Linked DNA regions of Homo sapiens: region 2 is linked to region 1. Evidence: read pairs that join two places in POLR2A ChIA-PET (ENCODE). Cell type or tissue: HepG2. All regions are shown on one strand. Links, peaks and the distances in the headings refer to the core of each region. The heading gives the core; the rest is flanking DNA. Region 1 holds the start of SLC16A11 (solute carrier family 16 member 11). Region 2 holds the start of LOC124903911 (a long non-coding RNA gene).

Region 1 (9,730 bases), core at 1,731-9,730:
AGGTAGAGACTCTGGCCAGGCAGGGCTGCTGCAGCCCTAAGGGCTGATGTGGGTTACCATGTCCACTAAGAGCCTGCATCCTTCAAGTCAGATGCCCAGGTCTCAGGCTGAGGCTGGGAAGGCAGACAAAGGGACCCAAAAAACTCAGGTAGCTGAGAGGTTGGTATAGCAGCAGGGAGATGACAAATATCACCTTCTGGCCCCTTCTGGTCTGACTGCCCCTCACAAATCCAGACAGGAGGGGCATAGTGACTTGGAGTAGAATTGGACTGGCGTAGAGATGAAAGGGTGGCTACCGGTGGCTAGAAAATGGGATGGAATGAAATGGATGGGAACCTACATTTGTAGGACGCCTGCCCTGTGCCTGGAGTTGTGCTGGGTCCTTCCCAAGCTTTACTTCACTGAAGTCTCACCAACAATCCTTTGAAGCATTGCCCCCTTTTTATAGATGCCTGGAAATGGTGGGAGTCGGAACTCAGGGACTGTGCTTTTAATAACTCACCAGGTCTGGCTGGGCACAGTGGCTCATGCCTGTAATCCCAGCACTTTGGGAGGCCGAGGTGGGTGGATCACGAGGTCAGGAGTTCGAGACCAGCCTGGCCAATATGGTGAAACCCCGTCTCTACTAAAAATACAAAAATTAGCCGGGCATGGTGGCGGGTGCCTGTAGTCGCAGCTACTCAGGAGGCTGAGGCAGGAGAATCGCTGGAACCCGGGAGGCGGAGGTTGTGGTAAGCCGAGATCGTGCCACTGCACTCCAGCCTGGGCGACAGAGGAGACTCCATCTCAAAAAAAAAAAAAAAAAAAAAAAAAAATCACCAGGTCCGATTGGATTCTCATTCCTATTCTAATAATCCATTTTAGTTGGGCTTACACAGTTTTAGGATATTTTTGGCCTTCTTGCATCTGAAGCCTTTAAGAAAATTTCCACCTTATTATTATTAGTTTTTTTTTTGAGATGGAGTCTCACCCCATCATCCAGGCTGGAATGCAGTGGCGCGATCTCAGCTCACTGCAACCTCTGCCTCCCTGGTTCAAGCGATTCTCCCACCTCAGCCTCCCAAGTAGCTGGGATTACAGATGCGTGCCACCACATTTGGATAATTTTTGTACTTTTAGTAGAGGTGGGGTTTTGCGATATTGGCCAGGCTGGTCTCAAACTCCTGACCTCAGGTGATCCACCTGCCTCGGCCTCCCAAAGTGCTGGGATTACAGGCGTGAGCCACCGCGTGCCCAGGCCCACCTTATTATTTTTGAAGGGAGGCAGAACCCATCTGTCTATAGACACTGAAAGCACTAGGTTCTCACTCTTCCTGCCACCCCTTCCAGCTAGGATGAAAGCACGTGGCCTAGGTTCCGGTGGTCAGGATCACTGGACTTAGATTTGAGGGCCCAGAAGCAGAGAACACGTCCGAGGAGCAGCAGCTGTTTCCAGGCCCAGTGGTCACAGAGGGCTGCCAGCAGCGACATCTAGTGTCCTGTGGTGATAACAGCGGCTTTAGCAACCCATTATAGGCTCGTGGCCTCTGCTTCTGCCAATCTTGGCTCTGTAGGTTTCTTGGTGATTTTGTGAACTACGCAGTATCCTGTAATAAATCATTTCTTTCCTTAAATAAGTCAGAGTTAGTGCCCATGGCTTACGACTCACAACTTTGATACAGATGTTGGCCAAAGTCCCAGACTGTTAATAGAATATGCCAGGTAAGACACATTTAGGCTGGGCACGGTGGCTCACGCCTGTAATCCTAACACTTTGGGAGGCTGAGGTGGGCGGACCACCTGAGGTCAGGAGTTTGAGACCAGCCTGGCCAACATGGTGAAACCCCATCTCTACTAAAAATACAAAAATTAGCCAGGCATGGTGGCGGGCACCTGTAATCCCAGCTACTTGGGAGGCTGAGGAAGGAGAATCACTTGAACCCGGGAGGCAGAGGTTGCAGTGAGCCAAGATCACACCATTGCACTCCAGCCTGGGCAACAGAGCGAGACTCCGTCTCAAAAAAACAAAACAAAACAAAATAAAACACGTTTGGAGATTTAGACACAGACCAGGTGCAGAGCCTTTAGCTGGGCACTTTCCCCTACTGTCCCTGATCCCCTGTCCTGGATTCTGGGCTGTCCAGAGAGACCCAGGAATCAGGTCCTCCAGACCCCCAACATGTAATAGGGTGGGAAGGGGATGGTGACGACAGAGGGAAGGGATGAGGCCTGGATTGGAAAAGGCACTGGAGACAGATTTGGTAGAGGGTATAAGAAAGGAGTAATGTAAACACAAAAATTAGCCGGACGTGGTGGTGAGCTCTTATAATCCCAGCTACTTGGGAGGCTGAGGCAGGAGAATTGCTTGAACCTGGGAGGTGGAGGTTGCAGTGAGCCGAGATCATGCCACTGCACTCCAACCTGGGTGACAGAGTGAGACTCTGTCTCAAAAAAAGAAAGAAAGAAAGAAAGAGAAAGAAAGAAGAGTAATGTGAGGTAGGATTCCCAGCCCATCCAAGGCCTTGGCTCCAATCCAGCTCCAGCCTTAGCTCTGTCTCATCTGTGCCCCCTCAACCCTATTACCAGCTTCCCCACAGCCTCAGACTCAGCAAAGTCCTACCGCAGTCTCAGTCCCCACACAAGGAAGGCTCAGGAGACTCGGCTCCATCTCCCTTCTTCCAGTTGATATGGTCGTCCAAGCAGACTTGTTCCCGATACACAAGGAGCCCCTGGCCTCCTGCTTCAATGACCCACTCCCCATTTCAGAGCATCTCAGCGACGTGCTACCTGGCCCTGAGCCACAAACCCTGACCTTTGTGTCCTTATCCCCTCTGCAGGTCGTGTGCTTCTCCCACTTTTCCAGGCCCTGGTGTGGGCTTTAGATCTACGCTGACTTTCCACGGCCTGGTCTCTGGGTGATCCAGGGAAGAGGGCATTCTGGGGGGTGAGGGGTGAGAGGCAGCTCTATTAGGTCTTAGAAACCCAGGCCAGGCGCAGTGGCTCATGCCTGTAATCCCAGCAATTTGGGAGGCTGAGGCAGGCGGATCACTGGAGGTTGGGAGTTCGAGACCAGCCTGACCAACATGGAGAAACCCCATCTCTACTAAAAATACAAAATTAGTCAGGCGTGGTGGCACATGCCTGTAATCCCAGCTACTTGGGAGGCTGAGGCAGGAGAATCGCTTGAACCCGGGAGGCTGAGATTGTGGTGAGCCGAGATCATGCCATTGCATTCCAGCCTGGGCAACAAGAGTGAAAATCAGTCTCAAAAAACAACCCAAGATCAGCTGAGCCAAGCAGTGTAGAGCCTCATATTTCTGAGCACCCCAAATAGAGGAATGTTTCCTGTGGGTAACGCCACTCACTCTTGCCTGCCCGCCTCCCTCCCTGTCCACCTTCTGCAGCGGGAGCCCCTTGGTGGGGGTGCTGGGAAATAGAGGGGCTTAGTTCAGGGCTTCCCTGAGGCTGCAGACTCCAGAGGCCCCGAGAACCTCCGGCAGGAGTTCCCATGAAAAAGCCCCAGAGCAGTTTTAGAGTTTGCAAACATGGACGCATTCCCAGATCCTGTGGTCCCCAAAGCAAATGATGTGCCATGCTTGACACTCTTTTACGATCTCCCTATAGACTTCATCTAGCTCAGCATCTGCTTTGAGGGCTGTCCCCACATGGGCAGGCCTTCGTGGTTTGGTCCATCTGCGACTCTTTCCTGTACCACTGCTGCATTCTGTGGAGCACCAGGCACGGAGTCCACTCATTCAATGACTCCTTTGTTCAATGTTTCTCTCATTCAGTGATTCATCACTCACCTTTGGCATCTTTGTGTGTGAGAATTCCAGAAATCGGGCTGGGCACAGTGGCTCACGCCTGTAATCCCAGCACTTTGGGAGGCCGAGGCGGGCAGATCACGAGGTTAGGAGATCGAGACCATCCTGGCTAACACAGTGAAACCCCGTCTCTACTAAAAATACAAAAAATTAGCCGGGCGTGGTGGTGGGTGCCTGTAGTCCCAGCTACTCGGGAGGCTGAGGCAGGAGAATGGCCTGAACCCGGGAGGCCGAGCTTGCAGTGAGCCGAGATTGTGCCACTGCACTCCAGCCTGGGCAACAGAGAGAGACTCGGTCTCAAAAACAAAACAAAACAAAACAAAAACAAACAAACAAACAAAAAAAGTAGAATGAAAAATTCTGCATGAATTTTTAACATAAAACAAGATATTTCAAAGAAATTTCCCACATGCAAAAGGCGAACTCTCCTTGCGCCTCTGATTGTGGCATGACTCATCTCTCCTCTGTATTCAGCTTCCATTATTAGTGAGTATTAGTGAGTGCTACTTCATTGGACATTTTGGAGTAGTATCAGCCTCTGGAGGAATATCCTTAGCCTGGCCTTCAAGGCCTTTCAGACGGGACCCTCTGCCCAGCAGCTTAATCCTACATTATCCTCCTACACATGCTCGGTTCTCCACACAGCGGCTATTTATAGCTCCCCAAACAATAAACAATGTGCCAAGCTGGTTCATGCCTTTGTGATTTTCCACAAGCTGCTTCCTTTGCCTGGAACGCCCCTGCCCACAGATCCATCTGGCAAACTCCTACTCATCCTTCAAGACCCAGCCCAAGGGGCTCCTCTTCTGTGAAGCCTCCCAGCAGTCCTAAGAGGAATGAGTCAGTTCTTCCCATGCACCACTCTACGGTGTATGTGTCCCCGTCCTTGTGCTGAGAATTCTTTTCTTTATGTGATGATCCTCTGATTTGATTGTGGGGCTGGGAGGGGAGAGACTATATCTTATTCACATTTGTATCCCGAACCCTAAGCATAGCAGCTGGCACGCGGTAGCTGTCTATAAATATTTTGTATGAAGGACTGAATGAATAAAACTTATTTTGACTTTTTTCTTCTCTATTATTTTTTATTTATTTTTATTTTTGAGATGGAGTTTTGCTCTTGTTGCCCAGGCTGGAGTGCAATGGCGCGATCTCGGCTCACGGCAACCTCTGCCTCCCAGGTTCAAGCAATTCTCCTGCCTCAGCCTCCCGAGTAGCTGGGATTACAGGCGCCTGCCACTACGCCTGGCTAATTTTGGATTTTTAGTAGAGACGGGGTTTCTTCATGTTGGTCAGGCTGGTCTTGAACTCCCGACCTCAGGTAATCCACCTGCCTTGGCGTCCCAAAGTGTTGGGATTACAGGTGTGAGCCACTGCGCCCGGCCTTCTCTTTTGTTTTTAGAGTTAAGGCAGGGAGACCAGCATTTTCACACAAACTTTGGAAAATGCTAAGGGAAAAGAAAGAAGAAAAGCAGAAATTTCCATTGAATCTCTTTATAGCCATTCACATTTTCTAACCCATGTGGCTCTACTGAGAACTTACCAGGGCAATGTGGTGCCTTGACCTTGAGGCATGGGCAGAGGTAGCCAGGTGGGAAAGGGCTGCCGTGCTGTTAGGTCCAGCCAGGTTCCTCAACTCACAGCAATAGCGGCAATGGAGGCTGAGCGCGGTGGCTCACACCTGTAATCCCAGCACTAAGGGAGGCTGAGGTAGGTGGATTACTTAAGGTCAGGAGATCAAAACCAGCCTGGCAAATATGGTGAAACCCCGTCTCTAATAAAAATACAAAAAAATTAGCTGAGTGTGGTGGCGGGCACCTGTAATCTCAGCTACCTGGGAGGCTGAGGCTGGAGAATTCACTTGAACCTGGGAGGCAGAGGTTGTGGTGAACCTAGATTGTACCACTGCACTCCAGCCTGGGCAATAGAGCAAGACTCTGTCTCAAAAAAAAAAGAAAAAAAAAAAAAAAGAAAGAAAATAGCGGCAATGAGCTCTAACACGTATACTTTGGCACTGTTCTAAGTTCCTTACTTATATGTGTATTCACAGTGACTCATTTAATTCTTATAACAACCCATCAGGTAGCTACTGTTATTACCCCCATTGTAGAGATGAGGAAACCGAGGCACAGAGAGGTTGAGTCACACTTGCTCATAATCATATAGTTACTAAGTGGTAGAGTGTGGGCGAAAGATTACGTAGATGCCGAGGCAAGAGACTGAAGGCACAAACTGTTTCAGTGTAATAAAGAAAATAGAATAAAAATAGTCATAATACAAATGAGATATAGAGATGATCATGGACAATTATCAATCATTATTATAGACATTATTAATCATTAGCTTTTAATATTACTTTTTGTTGCATTACTAATATAACCTACGAATAACCGGCAGGTATAGGGTCAGGTGATGAAGGGACATTGTGAGAAGTGACCTAGAAGGCAAGAGGTGAACCTTCTGTCACGCTCGCATAAGGGCCGCTTGAGGGCTCCTTGGTCAAGCGGTAACGCTAGTGCCTGGGAAGACACCCATCACTTAGCAGATCGCGAAAAGGAGTGTCCTTTCCTTGGAGGAGTCAGGGAACACTCTGCTCCAGCAGCTTCTTGTGGAAGGCTGGATATTATCCAGGCCTCCCCGCAGTCATCCGGAGGCCTAAACCCCTCCCTGTGGGGCTGTGCTTCAATGCTCACGCTCCTTGTCCACTTTCATGTTCCTCCCGTACTCCTGGTTCCTCTTTGAAGTTCGTAGTACAGAGCGGTAGATGAAATAGTGAAAGTCTAAAGTCTTTGATCTTTCTTATCAGTGCATAGAAGAAAACGCTGACGTATGCTGCCTTCTGTCTCTACTTCGGCTACCTAAAAGGGAAGGGCCCTCCCGTCCTGTGATCACGTGACTTGCTGCACCTTGTCAATCACTTAGAAGATTCACCCTCCTTACCCTGCCCCCTTGTCTTGTATGCAATAAATATCAGCGCAACCAGCCGTTCGGGGCCACTACCGGTCTCCGCGTCTTGATGGTAGTGGTTCCCAGGGCCCAGCGTCTTTTCTTCTATCTCTTTGGCTTGTGTCTTTATTTGTTACAATCTCTCATCTCCGCACACGGGGAAAACACCCGCCAAGCCCCGTAGGGCTAGACCCTACAGTAGAGCTGGCATTCAACCTCAAGAAATCTAGCTTGGGAGTCCATTCTCCTAATCTCTGTGCTATTTTACCTCCGTGAGCAAAAGATGACAAGTTTTGCTAAGAATATAGGGAGCCTGAGGTAGAAGAGGAATGTGCTCTTTCACAGCCCTAGTCCCAGGCTCTGGGATACCCTTCTGGCTTCGTAAGCATCCTGCGAAGGTGCGCAGCATCACTTAGCACAACTCCCAGATGCGGAGGGCCCGGTCTTCGCTCTGACTGTCCTGCATTTCTGCGTCACCATGGGGAGACAGTGATTCGTTTAGCTTGGAGCAGAGTCTTCAGCAGCCTTCTCAGGAAGCGGGATCCCTGCCCTCCCCGGTAGCTGAGGACCTGCTGGCTCCGCCTCCCTGGTGGCTTTCATAACAGCACTCCAGGCTGGGGAAACCGGTGGGGCCACTTTCCTAAGGTGTGTCTGTCAGGACCTTCATGAACAACAGGACGTTTCAAGCAGAGAGCATGACATATGCAAAAATTAAGGAGTGAGAAAAAGCTAGGCATGTCCACAGAGCAGAGAAGACAGTGGCTGATGGGAGGCTGGCAAAAGGGAGAGAGGGGAGATGGTTTGGAACGGTAACCTAGGTCTACCTTTGATTATTGTAAAAGACCTGTACAAATAGAGAAATGTAATTTTTCCCGTCTATAGGCAATGGAGAGCCATTGCCTATAGTCATGCTGTGTCTTTTATGTTTACAGTTTTGCTCCTTAAGAAGCTGTTTTTCTTGTCTTTACGTGCAGATTCTTTCCCAATAATTAGGAAACACTGCCATCATGTGGCTCAATGGATGCATGCTCCAAACTTAAGTTGCTGAATGTTCTATCATATTGTTTAATAATTAAACCAAAGAACACATCTCTGAATTCAAAGAGCTGAGGTAAAGAATGTCAACCTATCAAAAAAGGACATTTTCTATAAAGTTTTTCAAAAAATCAATACCTGGCTTCAATGACCTGATTTTTTACTTTGCTTTTAAAATTGTAACCTGGCCAGGCATGGTAGACTGTAATCCCAGCACTTTGGGAGTCCGAGGTGGAAGGATTGCTTAAGTCCAGGAGCTTGAGACCAGCCTGTGCAACATGCTGTGACCCCCTCTCTACAAAAAAAATGAACAAATTTAGCCAGGCATGGTGGTGTGGAGCCTGTAGTCCTCGCTACTCGGGAGGCTGAGGTGGAGTATTGCTTGAGCCTGGGAGGTGGAGGCTGCAGTGAGCCATAATGGCAGTACTACACTTCAGCCTGGACAAGACCCTGTCTCTATAAATAAATACACACACACATACATACATACATACATACATACATACATACATACATACATAATAAAAAATAAAATTCTAACCTAAGTGTTTAGAGATTCTGATCTCAAGAATCCTTTCTATTCCCAGTGACCCCTTATTTTAGACTCATAAGTTTTCTGTCCCTGCAATGGTTCCACCCTTTCCAGGGCAGTTTGCTTCAAGCTGTATCCAGGATCTTTCCCTTAACTGTGCCAGATTTTGTTTCAGTCCTGGGATTGTTCTCCTTGTAGGTCCACAGTTGGACAGACCTAAATTCAAATATCCATACCATTTTTTCCCTGAGAGCTTCAGTTACTGCATCTATAAAAGAGGCACGACATCGGCCAGGCGCGTTGGCTCACTCCTGTAATCCCAGCACTTTGGGAGGCCGAGGTGGGCGGATCATCTGAGGTCAGGAGTTCCAGACCAGCCTGGCCAACATGGCGAAACCCCATCTCTACTAAAAAATACAAAAATTAGCTGGGAGTGGTGGCAGGCGCCCGTAATCCCAGCTACTCAGGAGGCTGAGGCAGGAGAATGGCTTGAACTTAGGAGGCAGAGGTTGCAATGAGCCGAGATCTCGCCACTGTACTCCAGCCTGGGCTACAGAGTGAAACTCCATCTAAAAAAAAAAAAAAAGAAAAGCGACACCTTCTTCATAGGGTTATCATAAGATGAAGTGATAGCATGTGTAAACGGTGCCTGGTACACTGCAGGTCTTCACATTGAGGGAGTCGTGTTTCATCCCTCTGTCCTTGAGGACCTGTTATTTTATTTTATTTATTTTATTTTTGTTTATTTATTTATTTTTGAGACAGAGTCTTTCTCTGTCACCCAGGCTGGAGTGCAGTGGCATGATCTTGGCTCACTGCAACTTCTGCCTCCCGGGTTCAAGCGATTCCCCGCCTCAGCCTCCCAAGTAGCTGGGACTACAGGCGCCCGCCACCACACCCGGCTAATTTTTTTTGTATTTTTAGTAGATATGGTGTTTCGCCATGTTGGTCAGGCTGGCCTCGAACTCCTGACGTCAGGTGATTCACCCACATCGGCCTCCCAAAGTGCTGGGATTACAGGCTTGCACCGCGCCCGGCCTGGGGGTCTGTTATTCTAAGCACAGAGCTGGCACTTGGTGGAGGTCTGTGATCTGATTGATATCCGAGATTTACCTGGTCCTCGGCAACGTTCCTGAGAACAAAACTACTCATCCCCTCAGGTTTTGGGGACCATCCCTATTTCCACGCGTTGGCGGTGGACCCTGGGCTCGCTGGGGTTTGCAATCCACGTGTCTCCCCTGCGCGCAGCAGGCGGCAGGTGCATGCGTGTGAGTAGGGCAGGGCCCCTCTGCATTCATTTCTCGCCGCTCCCCCCTCCCCCGGGCCTGGGGGTTGTGTGTGTACATAATTCAATCCCCGTGGGACTGGCGTCTGGCCTCACGCGCGGCTTGCCGGATTGGCTGTTTCAGCTCGC
Region 2 (9,801 bases), core at 879-8,878, 120 kb before region 1:
TTTTAGTAGAGACAGGGTTTCACTATGTTGGCCAGGCTGGTCTATTGCGGGATCTGGCCAGCAGCCCGCAGTTGCAACGCATTGCAATGCAGCCCGCAATGGCTCTTTCTTTGTTCCCAGGTGGATTGGCAGGTTGAGAAATAAAAGACACACACAAGATAGTGAAAGCTGGGTCCAGGGGCGTCACCGCCTTTTGGTCCTGTGATGCCGCCAATGCACTGGATATACCAGCATTTGTTATGAAGTTTAGTGAGGGTGGGGGTAGGTTAGTGAGGGATTTAGGGTCGTTTGATTATGAGGTGAGATGGTCACATTGGGGATGAAGTAATTCTTTAACATAACATCAGTATGCAGAAGTACAGTGTACAGAGATAAGAATATACAATATAGTGTGTGCGTCAGCAATTTCTAACAGAGCCTTAAAACAGAAACACAGTCTATCCCTAACCTATGATTAGCAAGATATTAATCAGCAGTAACAGTTGCAGCAAAAGCTGGTTACAAACAATCCATAGAAACAGGATGTGAAGCTAGACAACCAGTTAGACCAAAAATTCTCAGAAGGGAGTATGCCTTAACCCTAAAGAGGCCTAGAAGAGCCGTGGCAAGATAAGGGCATTTATAACCCTACCTTATCCATATGAACAGGTGCCCTTCATGCGTCCGTTTATAGGCTCTCCACAAGGGTCGCATTCCACTCCCAGAGCTATGAACATCTGCTTTTCTGGGATAGGAATCTGGGAGATATGAAACCTCCCTGACTGCATGTCCGTTTATAGGCTTTCTGCAGGGGGAAGCACATCATGCGCTGTTGGCTCATTCTGGCAGCCCAACCTGGCATTGTCTTTACACAATTCTGCATGCAATTTTGTATTTACAATAATTAGGAGCATTTCATCTTTATTCCATAGCAATAGTTTTAGGGGGTCTCCCTACACTGGTCTTGAACTCCTGACCTTATGATCCACCCGCCTCGGCCTCCCAAAGTGCTGGGAATGCAGGCATGAGCCACCATGCTCAGCCAATTTTTGTGTTTTTAGTAGAGATGGGGTTTTGCCATGTTGGCCAAGCTGGTCTCGAACTCCTGGCCTCAAGTGATCCGCCTGCTTGGATCCGCCCTCAAGTATTGGGATTACAGGCACGAGACACCATGCCCGGCCTAAAATTCTTTTATCAGATATTAGCCTATCAAATCAAATGCAGCATTAAAAAAGATAACATGGCCAGGTGTGGTGGCTCACGCCTGTAATCCCAGCACTTTGAGAGGCCGAGGTGGGAAGATAATGAGGTCAGGAGATTGAGACCATCCTGGCTAACATGGTGAAACCCCGTCTCTACTAAAAATACAAAAAATTAGCCGGGTGTGGTGGCGGGTGCCTGTAGTCCCAGCTACTCAGGAGGCTGAGGCAGGAGAATGGCGTGAACCCGGGAGGCAGAGCTTGCAGTGAGCCGAGATCGCGCCACTGCACTCCAGCCTGGGCGATAGAGCCAGACTCATCTCAAAAACAAAAAACAAGAACAAAAACAAAAAACAAAAAATAAAAAATAAAAAAGGTAACATGTTCAAGTAGTATAGATGCCAAGAATTCAAAGATGATTTAACATAAGAAAAATCTGTTAATATAATAGATTTAGAGAGTACAGAAAAATAGATTAAATGTGTACAAAAGAAAACAATTACACAATGCAGAAAAAACACTCAGCAAAAGTTCAGCTCTGATTTATGATGAAATCTTTCTGGACTCTAGCTGTTTCTACGTTGTTGCTCCATCGTTTCAATCTGTGGCTTCCATCACATGTTCCAAGATGTCTGCCCCTCCTGTTATGACACATTCCGGACAAGAGAAAGGGGAAAAGGGAAGGAGAATGGCGCATTCTCTCTCTGTCTATGCAGACACTTCCATCACTTCACTTTATATCTCTTTGATCAGAATTAGTCCCAGGGCCACAGATAGCTGCAAATGGGGCTGAGAAATGAACTTTATTCCATGAGGCCACATTCTTGCTAAAAACACAGGATTCTATTTTGTAGAGAAGGAGTCAGTAAACTTTGGCCCTCACCTGCTTCTGTAAATAAAGCTTTCTTTTTCTATTTTTTTTTTTTTTTCTGAGACGGAGTCTCTCTCCGTTGCCCAGGTTGAAGTGCAATGGCACAATCTCGGCTCACTGTAACCTCTACCTCTCAGGTTCAAGCAGTTCTCGTGCCTCAGCCTCCCAAGTAGCTGGGATTACAGACGTGCACCACTATGCCCGGCTAATGTTTTGTATTTTTTCTTTTTTTTTTTTTTTTAGTACAGACGGGGTTTCACCATGTTCGCCAGACTGTTCTCGAACTCCTGGCCTCAGGTGATCTGCCCATCTCAGCCTCCCAAAGTGTTGGGATTACAGGTGTGAGCCACCACACCTGGCCAGTTTTTTTTTTTTTTTTTTTTTTTTTTTTTTGCAACAAGGTCTGGCTCTGTCGCCCAGGCTGGAGTGCAGCGGCGTGATCTTGACTCACTGCAGCCTCTGGATCTTGACTCACTGCAGCCTCTGCCTTCCAGGCTCAAGTGATCCTCTTGCCTCAGCCTCCCAAGTAGCTGGGATTACAGGCGCAAGCCACCATACCCTGCTAATTTTTGTATTTTTTTGTAGAGACGGGGTTTCACCATGTTGCTCAGGCTGGTCTTGAACTCCTGTGCTCAAGTGATCTACCCGCCTTCGCCTCCAAAGTGCTGGGTTACAGGAATGAGCCACGGATCCCGGCCTGTAAATAAAGTTTTATCGGAACACAGCCATGCCTGTTTGTTTACATGTCATTTATGACCACAGCAACAGCAGAATTGAGTAGTTATGATAAAGACTGTATGACCTGGTAAGCCTAAAATACTTGCTATCTGGCCCTTTATAGGAGATGTTTCTGGACCTCTGGTGTAGCAAGAAGGGGATAATTGGTATTAGGGGTAATTAGAAGCCTCCGTTATAGTGCTATTATTGCTGTTCAGCATCATCCTGGGCATGGTAGCCAAACTGCACAAGACAGAAAAAGACATTAAAAGTTGTAAGAATTGGAAAGGAAGAGATAAAACAATATGCTCACCTATACAGAAAATCAACACCATCAACAAACAAACAAACAATTCGACCTAATAAGAGGCTTCGGCAGGTGTATTAGTCTATCACCACAATAACACATGAAGAACATACAAGAAGAAACTTAAATTCTTTCCAAATTAACATATACATTCAACGCAATAAAAATAAAATTTCAATTGATTTTCTTTTTGAGATGGATTCTCCCTCTGTCACCCAGGTGGGAGTACAATGGTGTAATCTCACCTCACTGCAACCTCCGCCTCCAGGTTCAAGCGATTCTCCTGCCTCAGCCTCTCAAGTAGCTGGGAGTACAGGTGCCCGCCACCACGTCCAGCTAATTTTTGTATTTTTAGTAGAGATGGGGTTTCACCGTGTTGGCCAGACTGGTCTTGAACTCCTGACCTCAAGTGATCCACCTGCCTCAAACTCCCAAAGTGCTGGGATTAGAGGAGTGAGCCACTGCGCCCGACCTCAATTGGATTTTTAAAAGCAATGCAACAACTTTAAAAAAAATATATGTGGCAAGATAAAAGTCAATATGGGAAAAAAAGGAGAAATTGGAGGAAGGGGGAACTAGCCTTATTAGACTTTAAAATATATTACAAAGCCATAGTAATAAAAATAGCACAGTAATGATACAAGAATAGACGGATAAACCAATGTTATAGAATAAAGAGCCGAGAGACAGAACTGTGCCTACATGGGAACTTAATATACAATAAAGGTAACATCTCAAATTGGTAGAAGAAAGACATTATTGGGAAAACTGGCTCACTCTATGAAGATAAGTAAAACTGGATTCATACCTAACATCACAGGCAAAGGTGGATGTTGGATAGATTGAAGACCTAAACATATAACATAAAATTACAGAACTAGTAGGAAAAAAGAAAGAAAGAAAAATCTATACTACTAAGAGTATAGAAGGGTTTCTTCTTCTTCTTTTTTTTTTTTTTGAGACAGAGTCTTGCTCTGTCGTCAGGCTGGAGAGCAGTGGCGTGATCTTGGCTCACTGCAACCTCTGCCTCCCAGGTTCAAGCAATTCCCCTTCTTAGCCTCCTGAGTAGCTGGGAATACAGGCATGCGCCACCACGCCCAGCTAATTTTTCGAATTTTAGTAGAGACGGGGTTTCACCCTGTTGGCCAGGCTGGTCTCCATCTCCTGACCTCATGATCCACCCACCTTGGCCTCCCAAAGTGCTGGGATTACAGGTGTGAGCCATCGCGCCCGGCTGAAGAGCTTGTTAAATAAGGCCTCCGAAGCACATTCCAAAAAGCCAAAAAAAATTTGTGAAATTGCATGAAAATGATAAATTTCAGTTCAACAGCAATGTATCAGGTAGGCTCCCAGCAAGCAACAGATGGCACACCCAAAAATGGGTAAGTGCAAGATTTCATAATATAGGGACTCTCTGCAAAGGTGTGAACAGGCTTAGGGAAGCCACAAGATGGAGCAAGAACCTAGGCATCCCAGAGTGGGGAGCTGTTACCACCTCCAGGACCGCAGGGAGAGGGCCTCCCAACAGGAGCTGTGATACTCAGTTGCAGGGGGCAGCTAACCCACAGCCACTCTACAGGGAGGGGCCGGGGAGTTAATATCCTCACTTCCCTCTCTTCCTGGAAGAGGGCTGGAAGCCAGATGGCAAGGGAGCGATTTGATGCAGTCATACAGCTCAGCCTCCCAGGCCACAGAACAACATGGAGAAGGATAGAGTGTGGATCTGGAAGGACAAATGGAAGACATTCAACACAGAAGGAGACCAAGATGAAGAAATACACAGGAAACCTATTGGAAAAGTGGCATCAGGTATAAACAAGCAGTTCACAGATGAGGAAGCCTGGGGTTCTAATGTGCATATGAAGACATGTTTACAATCACTAGTGACTAACTAGAGAAATCAAACACGAGTGAGCCATCTGTTTACACCCATCCAATTGACAAACATTAAGAGGAAGTCAATTGCTGCCAAGGTTGTGGGAGAAGCTGCTGATGGGAGGATAAATTGGAATAGCCATTCTGCAAGATATTTACTGGAATTAAGAATACATAGTATCAGGACGGGCACGATGGCTCACGCCTGTAATCCCAGCACTTTGGGAGGCCGAGGCGGGTGAATCATGAGGTCAGGAGTTCGAGACCAGCCTGACCAACATGATGAAATCCTGTCTCTACTAAAAATACCAAAATAAGCCGGGCATGGTGGCGTGCGCCTGTAATCCCAGCTACTCAGGAGGCTGAGGCAGTAGAATCGCTTGAATTCGGGAGGTGGAGGTTGCAGTGAGCCGAGATCGAGCCATTGCACTCCAGCCTGGGCAACAGAGGGAGACTTTGTCTAAAAAAAAAAAAAAATGCATATTATCGGCCGGGCATGGTGGCTCATGCCTGTAATCCCAGCACTTTGGGAGGCCGAGGTGGGTGGATCACTTCAGGTCAAGAGTTCTAGACCAGCCTGGTCAACACAGTGAAACCCCGTCTCTACTAAAAATACAACAGTAACAACAAAAATTAGCTGGACTTGGGGGCGGGCACCTGTAATCCTTGCCACTTGGGAGGCTGAGACAGGAGAATCGCTTGAACCCAGGAAGCAGAGATTGCAGTGAGCCAAGATTGTGCCATTGCACTCCAGTCTGGGTGACAAGAGTGAAACTCCGTCTCGAAAAAAAAAAAAAGATGATCCCTGAAAATCCTACTTCCAGATACATACACCAGAGAGAATCTCTGACAGGTCCATTATGGGGCACTGTGAAGATGTTCACTGCAGTGCTGTTTGGGTAGCAAGGAGCTGGAGGCAGCCTGGGTGCCTACTGAGAGCAGAATGCGGGAAACATGTCTGATGGGCTACTATCCAGCATTTAGGACTCGCCTGTAATCCCAGCACTTTGGGAGGCCAAGGCAGGCGGATCACCTGAGGTTGGGAGTTCGAGACCAGCCTCACCAATATGGGGAAACCCCGTCTCTACTAAAAATACAAAAAATCAGCCGGGCATGGTGGCAGGAGCCTGTAGTCCTAGCTATTTGGAAGCCTGAGGCAGAGCACTCCAGCCTGGGTGACAGAGTGAGTGAGACTCCGTCTCGAAAAAAAACAAAAACAAAAAACAGTGACTAGATATACACAGAACAACATGAATAGACCTAATATCAGCATTAAATGAGAAGTAGAAAACAGAATGCAGTTTAGAACACGACAACATTGATTAATGTCAAAAGCCTATGCACACAACTCCACTTTGTAATTTTCCAGGATCCAGCTATTTTCAAGGACATACATCAAACCTATTCAAATGGATTTTTTTTTTTTTTTTTTTTTTTTTTGAGACAGAGTTTTACTCTTGTTGCCCAGGCTGGAGTGCAATGGCGTGATCTTGGCTCACTGCAACCTCTGCCTCCTGGATTCAAGTGATTCTCCTGCCTCAGCCTTCTGAGTAGCTGGGTTTACAGGTGCCTGCCACCACGCCCGGCTAATTTTGTATTTTTAGTAGGGATGGGGTTTTGCCATGTTGTCCAGGCTGGTCTCGAACTCCTGACCTCAGGTGATCCTCCCACCTTGGCCTCCTAATGTGCTGAGATTACAGGCATGAGTCACTGTGCCTGGCCTCAAGTGGGTTCTTAAGGAAGGGAGGGGAATTCAAGGGTGCAATGAGGATGAAGAGGAAACATGAAAATAAGGAAGGGCCTTGAACATATGGAGGCCGAGAGCGCGCCTGGAACTGAGGATGGGAGCAAGTCACACCTCACCACTGTCCAGCAGGAGCAACGCATAGGTGCATCTCAACTCCCACACCTGACATCACCCTTAATGGAGAGAGATGATAAATATTTCCACTAAACACAGGATCAAGAGAAGGAACTCATTGTCACAGTAGTTCTGAAGGTCGATCCTGAGAAGAAAATCAGAATAAAAAGATGAGGAAGGAGGAGGTCAGTTTTTGTACATTTGCGGACACTATGTACTTACTATTGTGATGCGGTAGGGACGCCACAGCACCGCCTGCGCGACGTTGTTGTCAGAGAACCTTGAACTGAATCTGGTTAGCAGTAACTACCAGCTTATTGGAAATGCAGTGGGAGGGGAACATCCACACAGGCATGCATGCCGTCAGATCCAGAAGGCGGAAGATTTTACAGCCAACTTATGCTTTCTTCAACAACGAAAAAAAATGGTAAGAAACAAAAAAAAGAGGGGCCAGGTGCAGTGGCTCACGCCTGTAATCCTAGTACTTTGGGAGGCTGAGGCAGGGAGATCACTTGAGCTCAGGAGTTCGAGACCAGCCTGGGCAACAACCCTGTCTCTGCAAGAAATACAAAAATTAGTTGGGCGTGGTGGCGTGTGCTTGTAGTCCCAGCTACTCTGGAGGCTGAGGTGGGAGGATCACCTGAGCCAAGAAATGTCAAAGCTGCAGTGAGCCGTGATTGCACCACTGCACTCCAGCCTGGGCAACAGAGTGAGACCCTGTCTAAAAAAAAAAAAAAAAAAAAGCAATAGACTTAGATGAAATATTTGCAATATTTATAACAGTTAATTAATATCCAGACTATAAAGAACCCCTACACAATGACAAGAAAAAAACAACAACAACCCATTGGAGAAATGGGCAAAGAATATTATAGTAAACATTCATGATTTGTATTTTAGAGAGCCCCTTATAATGTGCATACTTCAGGGGGCACCAGTAGCCACAGAACCGAATTCTTCATCTCTCCCCCACCCCCCAGTGTAGCAGGAGGGGGGTGGCATGTGCCATGGGTATCACCCACCTGGCAATCTCTCCCAGAACATTGAGTCTTGAGTGTATGATGCAAATTTGTAGAAATAGTTGGGAGGTCATGTGTAAGAATTTTTTTTTTTTTTTTTTTTGAGATGGAGTTCCACTCTGTCGCCCAGGCTGGAGTGCAGTGGCTCAATCTCGGCTCACTGCAACCTCCGCCTCCCAGGTTCAAGCAATTCTCCTGCCTCAGCCTCCCGAGTGGCTGGGATTACAGGCGCCTGCCACCACGCCTGGCTAATTTTTTGTATTTTTAGTAGAGACACGGTTTCACCGTGTTGGCCAGGCTGGTCTTGAACTCCTGACCTCAGGTGATCCGCCCGCCTTGGCCTCCCAAAGTTCTGGAATTACAGGTGCGAACCACTGGGCCTGGCCCGAATCTTCTTCTTTATTGCTTCAAGTTAACTGTGCTTGGGGGATAAAGGGAGGAGTCTGAATTTGTGGTGAGGCAGATAGGGGGACACTGCAGTACTTTGAAGGAGTTACAAGCTTCTTAGAGGTATTAGAGAGAGGTTCCACACCTAAGGCTGAAGAATGCAGGGTTACAGCAGGACCCGTGTGTGTGTGTGTGTGGGGTGGGGGGGGCGGTGTGTGTCTACTCCAGGCCAGACTGGTCCCAGCTCTGCTCAACAGCTATGTAGAGTGAGTGTGATATTTCTTGGCAATGGGGAAACCAACTGGTTCAAGTGATTCTCCTATAAAACTCAATTGCCTCACTATGAGCCAGAATCCCATAGGAGGTCTGCCTTAGTTTGGGTGTCTCCCAAAAGCAGAGCCTGAGAGAAGGACTTGAGGAAGATAGTTTTCTTGGGAGCTGATCCCAGAAAGCAGGAGTGAAAAAGAGGAGGGAGTGAGACGGGGAAGGAGGCAAGCCCAATCGGGGTGCATTGTCAAGGCTGCTGCACATTTTGGGTGATGGGGCTCACCAGCATCTCCAAGCATACAGAATGGTTGATCTGAAGGAGGGGTGGCTGGAGGATTTACCCACCAGCTTCCATTCCCCGTGGGCATGAACTCCCCAGCAGGTCTGAGCTGTGCTGTATTGGCTGAGCAAGCTTCTATTGGTGCTAGAGAAAGCCCTGGGGCAGAGAGTGTGGCTCATGCTTGAGGAGGGGTATTTTCAGCACAAGGACCTGGTTGAGTTCTGATGGAACTGTCTACTTTTGTTGTGGCTGAAATCAGCGGGTCAAGGGGGTGCAACGTGGGACACCAGAGGTGCCTACTGTAAGACCCCACACCCAATCTCCAGTAAGAATCTGGGAATGCACAATAGCAACCAAACCATAAAACACCCAAGAATGAACTGAAGAAACGTGTGAGATGTGGATGAGAACAACCATAACACTCTAATGGGCCGGGCGCGGTGGCTCACGCCTGTAATCCCAGCACTTTAGAAGGCCGAGGCGGGCGGATCACGAGGTCAGGAGATCGAGACCATCCTGGCTAACACGGTGAAACCCCATCTCTACTAAAAATATTTTAAAAAATAGCCAGGCGTGGTGGCGGGCGCCTGTAGTCCCAGCTACTCGGGAGGCTGAGGCAGGAGAATGGCACGAATCCGGGAGGCGGAGCTTGCAGTGATGGCGCCACTGCACTCCAGCCTGGGCGACAGAGCGAGACTCCATCTCAAAAAAAAAAAACAAAACAAAAAAACAACTATAATGAAGGCCATAAAAATACTTCATATAGTCAACTTGACTATGACGTCTCCATATTGCTATGATGTCAAGTTTCCCTAGATTGAGCTATAAATTCAAGGTTATGCAAATGAAAATTCCTGGGCAATGTATTTTTGCAATTGGACAAAATGAGCCTAAATTCATCTAGAAGACTAAACATGTGAGAGTAGCCAGCAGAAAAAATTTAAAAGAACAATAATAAGGGGACTTGTCCTATCAGATGTTAAAATATATCATAGGTTGAAGGGGGCCTACCCCTCCACACCTGTGAGTATTTCTCCCA

Evidence for each region. Peaks named below come from ENCODE experiments on the same cell type or tissue, not always from the same donor. Only the 100,000 strongest peaks of a DNase experiment are listed, where the experiment ranks them.
Region 2: POLR2A ChIA-PET joins it to region 1 with 12 read pairs; 23 of 35 experiments call an interaction of 5 or more read pairs at or near these places.

What each region holds. Positions count from the first base shown.
Region 1 is chr17:7,043,974-7,053,703 of GRCh38, reverse strand. SLC16A11 (solute carrier family 16 member 11) reads left to right here and starts at 9,612. Exons shown (of 5, transcript NM_001370549.1): 1 at 9,612-9,730. It overlaps LOC124903909 (a long non-coding RNA gene), which reads right to left. Exons shown (of 2, transcript XR_007065598.1): 2 at 6,124-7,522. RefSeq lists enhancers at 6,604-6,653, 6,724-6,793, 6,854-6,923. In HepG2, for the core only: a CTCF peak has its summit at 7,749 (motif pointing left); DNase peaks (open chromatin) are centred at 6,613, 7,413 and 7,753; H3K4me3 peaks cover 1,308 bases.
Region 2 is chr17:7,160,016-7,169,816 of GRCh38, reverse strand. It overlaps LOC124903911 (a long non-coding RNA gene), which reads right to left and starts at 748. Exons shown (of 2, transcript XR_007065601.1): 1 at 632-748. In HepG2, for the core only: a CTCF peak has its summit at 4,530 (motif pointing right); DNase peaks (open chromatin) are centred at 1,796 and 4,526.